Linked DNA regions of Homo sapiens: all the other regions are linked to region 1. Evidence: chromatin loops called from intact Hi-C (ENCODE). Cell type or tissue: endothelial cell of umbilical vein. All regions are shown on one strand.

Region 1 (2,500 bases):
GGTAATTCTCAAAAACAGTGTTGAGTGAAAAGGCAGGTTGCAGAATGATACCTAAAATATTGTTGCATTTAACGTAAAGTTTTACTACCTGTATCTAGCATTATATATAGTTGATACACACACACACACACACACGTATAAGCATAAAAAAAGATATGGGAGCTGGGTGCAGTGGCTCACGCCTGTAATCCTAGCACTTTGGGAGGCTGAGGCAGGCGGATTACTTGAGCGCAGCAGTTCGAGACCAGCCTGGGCATCATGGCAAAACCCCATCTCAGCTAAAAATACAAAAAAATTAGCCAGTCTTGGTGGCGTGTGCCTGCAGTCCTAGATACTCAAGAGGCTGAGGTGGAAGGATCACCCGAGCTGGGGAAGTTGAGGCTGCAGTGAGCCAAGATTGTGTCACTGCACTCCAATCTGGGCAATGGAAGTGAGACCCTGTCTCAAAAACAAACAAACAAACACACAAAAACTATTGAGTATGGGAATGATAGTCTCCAATTCAGGATAGCTGTTATGGGATTAGTGAGGGGATACATGGACAGGGGTGGTAATGGTGGTGGTTCACCCTATATAATATTTTCTTTAAGGAAATTTATTTAAAGCAAAGACAGCAAAATATTCAGCTGTATTAAATACTTACCTCTGGATAGTGGTTATATGGGTCTTCAGAGTGTCATTCCGTATACTTTTCTGTACATTTGAAATGTTTCATAGTGGAAAAAAAGCAGGAAAACCCTTACAGCACTCAAGTGTCTGCTCCTGTGCTAGGGATGTCCCTTATTCCTTTAGGTCTTTGTTTCTTCTGACAGTGGCCCTGAAGCTTCAGCAAGGCTTCTAGGCAGGGAACTAATCTTGTGGATTTTTTTTTTTTTCTGAAATGCTTTCCTACAGGCCAAGGAAAATGACTTCAAGCATTTTCATTCTGTGATTTATATCAATGCCTCAGAAAACCTGCTGCCTCTAGGTAAGCTTTTTCTTTCTTGAAAGCTCTCTTCCTCCTCTTAGCCAGCACAGCCATTCACGTGTGTTAGGATTTGTCTGTCCAACCATCTATGATTGGCCACACATCTCTTTTTTGGAGTACAATAGGCTGGGTGCTGGAGAGCACAAAGACCTCGATTCCAGTCCTGCTCTGGCGCTACCTACTTAGAACATTTTTCTGTGATCTTCTACTTCTCTATCTGTCAATGGAGATAATTCCCTTCTTTTTTTCCTCCCCTTGCAGGATACCTTGCAGGCTCATATGAGATGGGTGTATAAAAATGTTTCTAAGCCTGTAAAGTACTCCTGTAGGAGCATAAAGCCTTCTTATTCAGCAAGTCCACAGCGACCCCTGCTGGATATTAGGACTGTGTGAATACTTGGCTTTTAGAAATGAGTGCATACAGTCCTGCTCTGGTGAGCTCATGGTTTGGTGAGAGAGATGGACTCAGATACAGATAGTTAGGTCAGGATGAGGGGAGAGCAGTGAAAGAGAGAATCAGGAAATACTATGCAAGCATATACGTGGGACTTCAAGCCAGGCCAGAGTGTCAGGAGGAACTGAGAAGAGGAGCACCTAAGCTGAGACCAGAAAAATGAATAGGAGTGATTCAGGAACTAGAAGGTAAGAAGGCATTTCCGGCTGCTGGAGCAGATGTGGAATGGCATTGTCTGATCAGGAAGACTGAAGAGGTTTTGTATGCTTGCAAGGGAAGCATGTGGGGGACAATTGAAACTAGACAGATTGGCAGCGACTGGATTATCAAGGACCGGGAGTGAATTGGACTTAATGCTGCAGGCAAAAGAGAGTCTTGGAAGGGTTTTAAATAGAGAAGCTCAGTGGCAGCTGTGAGGAGAGTGGATTATAAGAGAAGAAGAAGGTGGAGGCCAGGAAACCTGGGAGATTATTTCAGGTTTTCAGGGGAGGGGAGATGAGGCCTGAGCCAGGATTGTGACAAGAAGGGTGCAGAGGATTGAGAGAGAGAGAGACAGACAGAGATTTAGGAGGAGTAGAAACCACAGGACTTGGTAGTTGATAGACTGATAGGGATGTAGGGAGAGGGAGGAATCAAGGGGCATTTCATTGAGATAGGGCACATTAGAGAAAAGGCAAGTCAGAGGGAAATAGGATAAGTTCAGTTTTGTTGCATTGAGTTTGAAGATTGTTTTCAAAGAAGCATATGATGAGGTCCCTGCCCTTTAGGAGACAGGGTGGTCTGTCAGGAGCTTGGGCTGGAAATACAAAGGCCAATAGGTATATGAAAAGGTGTTCAACCTCACTAATAATTACAGTGGATCAAGATACTGTTTTCTGCCTGTCAAATATTGGCAGGAGTGAAAAGGGCTGATGACAGCCAGCATTGGTAGGGAGATGGATACTCTTGCATTGAACTGTGGAAGTATAGTCATTGGTGTAGCATCTTGGAGGTAATTTGGTAATGTTTCTTAAAATTTAAAGTAGTCATTGCCTTTAATCTAGTAGCTTTACTTCCAGGAAATTATTCTATAGTAACAC
Region 2 (2,500 bases), 280 kb before region 1:
AAATCCTCATGACCTTATTCCATTTTTGAAACCATTAGTAGACGAAGACACTCAAACAAAAATTAGACCAGAATATAAAGATTGGAAAAGATGTAATATACAAGCAATAATGGTGAGCAATGAATCCAGTAAAACCTAAATCTAAGTTAATGGAAATGATGTGGTTGTTGCAAACCTCTAATGCAGTTTATGAAGAAAGAATTTTTGTAATAGAAGAGACATTATGCAAGAACAAATTTAATAATAAGCTGTATCTATAATTCCAGACTTTTTTTCCCTGCAAAACCTGGGAAACAAGAGGGATGAAGGAATATAAACATCCTAAAAGCCTCATATTGTTGAAGGAGACTTTGAAATTCTTGGCGTTGATAGATACATGCTCAGATATTTATTAAACATTTACAGATACCAACCAGCAAAATAAAAAGGGAATTGGAACTTCTGTACCTCCCTTTTCTTTTATCATGTGGGAAAGTCTCAAAGCCCTGGCACTGGGAGCTGCTCAGAAGGCAAGGGCCACATGTGCCCCCAGCTTCCCCCCACCCCCAGCACAGGGCCAGGAAGCCACTGCTGGTGGCTCCCTGTCTGCTGCCTCCCGAGCAGTAGGTCCCAGCGAGGTGGGGTGGTAATAGGTTGGGCTGGGAGCAGATTAGCAAACCCTCTCCTCCCCGCAAGGAAATAACCAGGCCAGATAAGACTAGCCATAAAACAAAACAAGGGCTGATGTAGAAAAGGATTGGATCATAAGACACGAGCAAGCCATAGCATCACTCATTACACAGAGCTGAGCTTTACTGCTCCCAGCACTACAGTCCTGGGCCTGACACCAGCCCAGGCATCGGAGAACCAGGTGCCACCCCCAAAAAACAGTGTCACAGAACTAAACATTATCCACACTGCCCCAGGTGACACAGACCCAGGCACCCAGGAGAAAATAGAGAAATTAGGATCCTAGTCACAAAGGTCACAGGGACTTTGGTGGCCCCTGGTCACATGTGTGAAATCTTGGCAATGTGTAGGAATCAGTGAGTGCGCGCTGAGTGTGTGTTTGTCTGAAATTAGAAAATACCCAAGTGTGGGCCTGAGTCTCCCTCCCTACCCCAGGGCCCAGACTTGCCCACCCAGGGCCCTAAGGCAGGTGTTGGGCCTCACCCTCAACCGTGGCTCCCTGAGGGCAAGGGCTAGAATTTCCTGAGATGGAGAGTGAGTCTCCCCGCTTCAGCTAAGGATTCCTGGGGCCCCCACACAGGCCTCTTGAAGGCCCTGCCAAGTCTGGGTGTCCCACTCCTGAGGCCAGCTCCGTCCTCCCTGTGGGAGTCTACCCAGGGTCCAGCTCAGTGCTCTGCCTCCAGGGGGCGCCAAAGGGACACTTCTTAAAGGCTGCTGGAGTTGGGGAGGAGAGCTGAGTGTACCCTGACCGCACAGATGGTCATAGCTGAACGAGCCTGAAGGCTGGCAAGTTCATTCCTACCTGACAGGAGATGGCTAAGGCTCAAAGAAGGTGATCCAGGCGAGTGCAGACCTGGGCTGGGGCCCAGCATGGAGGGCAGCCTGGCCCACTATGGCTCACTTTGCTATCCTAGGGCCCCAGGGAAAGGTATACTTCTTTCCACCCAGGAAAGCCTGGCCCCAGGACAGCTGGCTGGCTGGGGGAAGGAGGAAGAAGACCCTCTTGCTCCAGAAATGGCCAACACAGCAAATGCCCAAACAACTCTTTGGTTCAGACTAGCAAGCAAAGGCTGAGAGAGGATCAATGTCTTGCCTGAAGTCACACAGCAATTTAGTGGAGGAGCCAGAATGGAACACAGGGCTCTTGACACCCAATCTTGGGCAAAGGACTCAGAGGAGGTACTGCTGTGGCTGCTACTCTTGGCCAGGTGGGGCCCCAAGACAGCTCACACTCGGGAATCCTCTGGCTTCTTCCCTGGCCCCGACACTAGCAATTGCTGCTCTACGGCAGGGCTGGATCTGCTCTCTTTGGTCCTTGCCTCTTTGTCCTGCTGCCTCAGGACAGCCAAAACTAAGGCGAAGCAGATCACAGAACCTGTTTTGAAGAAGAACTGGAGGCCGATGAACCTGGGGAAAGAATGGGGACCCTTGAACTCAAGAGCTGCCAGGCCAGGGCATGGACGTCAGCAGTCATCACTCATTGTGAAATCAGAGATACTGAGGCCTCAGGGAGACATTGACCTCTGCTGTGGCTCTTCCCTGGAGGAGGGGGAGAGGCTCTGCAGAGGAGCCCTGGGTGGGAGCAGAGGCCTGGCCATCTTCATCGCCCTGTCCTGGACTCTGCTCTGTGGCCTGGCCTGGCCCTGCCTCTCTCCGAGCCCAAGGGCTCAGGGGGCCTGACAAGTGCAATTTTATATTGCGCCACCTGCCACAAGAACAAACGGATTCCCTCTCCCCTGTTTAACTATCAAAGCCCTTGTTTGACTTTTCCTTTTCTAGGAAGCCCCCTGTGGACAGTCCCAGCCCACAGAAACTGTGCCCTCCTCACCTC
Region 3 (2,500 bases), 310 kb before region 1:
TGAAGGGGGGGCAGGGGTATGAAATATATTCTTAGATGAGGGGAGGGTGCCCAATCCTCAGAGCCCCAGGGTTGGGCCTCCATGCAGGATGGAGGGCTCTGAGCTCTGGGATGGGACAAAGGGCTCAAAATCCACAAAACCATTCTGATGGGGGTGCTGTGCTTCGAGTCCAGAATGGGATGGAAGGGCCCTCAAGCCCCGGAGGGGACTGAGGGCTCCGAGCTGGCGAGGGAGGTCAGTGCAGTCTCGGGTGTCGGAGCTCCAAGCACAGGGTGCTGGGGGCAAGTCTCAGAGCTTTGGCCTTGAAGGACAGATTCTCTGTGTGAGCTCCGAGACGGGGAACGGACTTTCAGTGGTTCAGGAGGGAGGTTTCGGAAACTAGGGTGGGCAGGCGGGGTTTCTGGATTCGGACCGGCTATCTCTGGGTCTTTGACGGTGGGAGCTCTCGGAGGCGGGAACGAGAGGGTACGGCTTAGCGCCTCCGAGTCAGGGGAAGGTCTCAGAGCTCGGGGCTCGCGGGTGTCTCATCTCCACGGCTTCGGGCCAGGCAAGGGAAGCCCCGAGCCCGGGGGCGCCGCTCAGAGCCCCGAGCCCGGGGAGGTGGCGCGGGAGCCCGCGGGCGCGGCGGGCGCGGGCGCGCGGCGCGGGTCGGCGTCCTGCTCGTAGCGGTAGTGGTAGCCCTCCATCTGGTCCCGGCACGCCTCGCGCAGGTTGCGCATCCAGCGCTGGATGCCGCGGCGGTTTAGGTAGAGCACCATGAGGAAGATGAGGCCGATGAGTGCCAGCACCAGCCCGAAGAACACGTAGGAGGCTTCCAGCTCCGGGCCGGCGGCCTCCGCCTCCTCTCCGCGAGCGTCGGCGCCGCTGTCCGCGCAGCGAAGCCGCGCCCCGTCCAGGTCCAGTAGCGGCCGGTCTAGCAGCGCCCGCGGGGCGGCGCAGCGCAGGCGCCGCGAGTCGGGCACGCGCTCCGTGGCGTTGCGCAGCCAGGCCAGCAGGGGGCGTGCGGCACAGCCGCAGCGCAGGGGGTTGTCGGCGAGCAGCAGGCGCGGCCCGGGGAGGCCGCCATCGCGCTCCAGCGCGCGCAGCTCGTCGGGGTCCAGGCCGGCCAGCGCGTTGAGGCGCACGTCCAGCTGCTCCAGGCGCGCCAGGCGCAGGGCGGCTGGCGGCAGACGGCTCAGCGCGTTGCCCGCTAGGCCCAGCAGGCGAAGCTCGGCCAGCGGTGCCAGCGCAGCGTCCAGCGCGGCCAGCAGCGCGGGGCCGCCGCGCACCAGCGCGTGGTTGAGCTGCAGCGAGCGCAGCGCGGGCAGCCCGCGGAAGGCGCCGCCGCCCAGGGCGCGCAGCGGGTTGTGGCTGAGGTCGAGCGCCGCCAGGCTGGGCAGCCCGTCGAAGGCGCCGTCCTCCACCACCTCGATGTGGTTGTGCGTGAGGCGCAGCGCGCTCAGGAGCGGCAGGCGCACGCCCGCCGCCTGGTCGCCGTCCCCGTCCCCGCCGGCGAAGGCGGCCGCGCGCAGCACCGTCAGGTTGGCGCCTACGATGGTGAGGTTGCGCGCGTCGGGCGGCACGTCCCGCGGAGGCTGGCGGAGCTCGGCTCCCGACGCGCAGCGCAGCAGCAGCTTGGGGCCGCCGAAGCAGTAGCACTGGAAGGGGCAGGGTGCCGCGGGCTGGCTCAGCGCCGCCGCCACGAGCAGCAGCCCCTGGAGCCCCGGCTGTCCCGCGCGCGGGGCCATCGCGGCCGCCCCCGCATCCAGCGCCCGGGCCGCCGCGCTCACCAGTGAGTTGGGAGCGCCTGGTGGGGGGCACGGGTGGGGCGAGTCCTTGACCCGGAGCGGCTGGCAGTCCCGGTCGGTCCGTTCGCTGTCTCGAAAGTCTGAGGAGCCGCACTTACTGGCTGACTGGCCGGGGGCAAGAGGGGTCAGACGGGGAGCGGAGCCCCCCGCCCCCGGTGCCCTCGCCCTGCGCGCCGGCCTCCGGCTTCCGCGGCCGCTCCGGGCTCCGAGCCGAGTGGGCAGGGTTTGCCTCCCCCCTCCCCGCCTCCCGGTCTCGTCCTCCGCCCCCAGCGGAGTCTCCGCGCCCTCCTCGCCGTGGGAGGCGGGGTGGGAGGCTCCCGAGAATCAGGGCTGTCGGCTGCTGCGCTTTCTCTTCATCCTCTCCGCCCCCGCCCCTCCGGGCTGCCGAGAAGTTTGGCTCCTGGAGGCTCCGACTTGGTTTTCCTCCTCCTCCACCCCCAACATTTAAGCTGGGTCCTTCCTCCTCCTTCTCCAGCACGTGTGGGGCGGGGCCCGACTGCGGAGAGCAGGCAGGTGGGTCACCACCAGGGAGAATTCGGGGGTTGGGGAGGACTTTAGAGCTGCTCCTACTACCGGAGGAAGGGATGAGGGGTGGGCTGAGAAAGTTACTCATTTTCCGGCCTCTTCCTAAGGCAGAGAGACTGGAAAATCCCCAGTCTCTGCTTCCTCCTCTGCGACCCTAGTTCCATTAGACCTGGCTGTGTCACCACCCC

What was found. A loop is a pair of places that touch in the nucleus more often than their neighbours do. Peaks named below come from ENCODE experiments on the same cell type or tissue, not always from the same donor. Only the 100,000 strongest peaks of a DNase experiment are listed, where the experiment ranks them.
Region 2: it touches region 1 in a loop (8-fold over the local background); 24 of 110 quality-filtered maps call a loop at or near these places.
Region 3: a loop joins it to region 1, with 9 times the contacts of the local background. A loop is called at or near these places in 91 of 110 quality-filtered maps.

The regions. Positions count from the first base shown.
Region 1 is chr11:74,928,767-74,931,266 of GRCh38, reverse strand. XRRA1 (X-ray radiation resistance associated 1) reads left to right here. Exons shown (of 19, transcript NM_001378157.1): 6 at 895-967. LOC107984352 (a long non-coding RNA gene) reads right to left here and starts at 146. Exons shown (of 3, transcript XR_001748295.2): 1 at 1-146. In endothelial cell of umbilical vein, a CTCF peak has its summit at 1,353 (motif pointing left); a DNase peak (open chromatin) is centred at 1,346; H3K27ac peaks cover 701 bases.
Region 2 is chr11:75,203,976-75,206,475 of GRCh38, reverse strand. SLCO2B1 (solute carrier organic anion transporter family member 2B1) reads right to left here. Exons shown (of 14, transcript NM_007256.5): 14 at 1-2,076. The coding sequence ends at 1,896. It overlaps TPBGL-AS1 (TPBGL antisense RNA 1), which reads left to right. Exons shown (of 6, transcript XR_950308.4): 6 at 1-438. Among named protein-coding and RNA genes, the nearest start is that of TPBGL-AS1, 20 kb to the left of the region's middle. In endothelial cell of umbilical vein, a CTCF peak has its summit at 1,338 (motif pointing right); a DNase peak (open chromatin) is centred at 1,375.
Region 3 is chr11:75,240,277-75,242,776 of GRCh38, reverse strand. It overlaps TPBGL (trophoblast glycoprotein like), which reads right to left and starts at 2,003. Exons shown (of 1, transcript NM_001195528.2): 1 at 1-2,003. The coding sequence starts at 1,727. The coding sequence ends at 579. RefSeq lists silencers at 638-717, 848-1,097. In endothelial cell of umbilical vein, a CTCF peak has its summit at 976 (motif pointing right); a DNase peak (open chromatin) is centred at 966; H3K4me3 peaks cover 1,034 bases; H3K27me3 peaks cover 881 bases.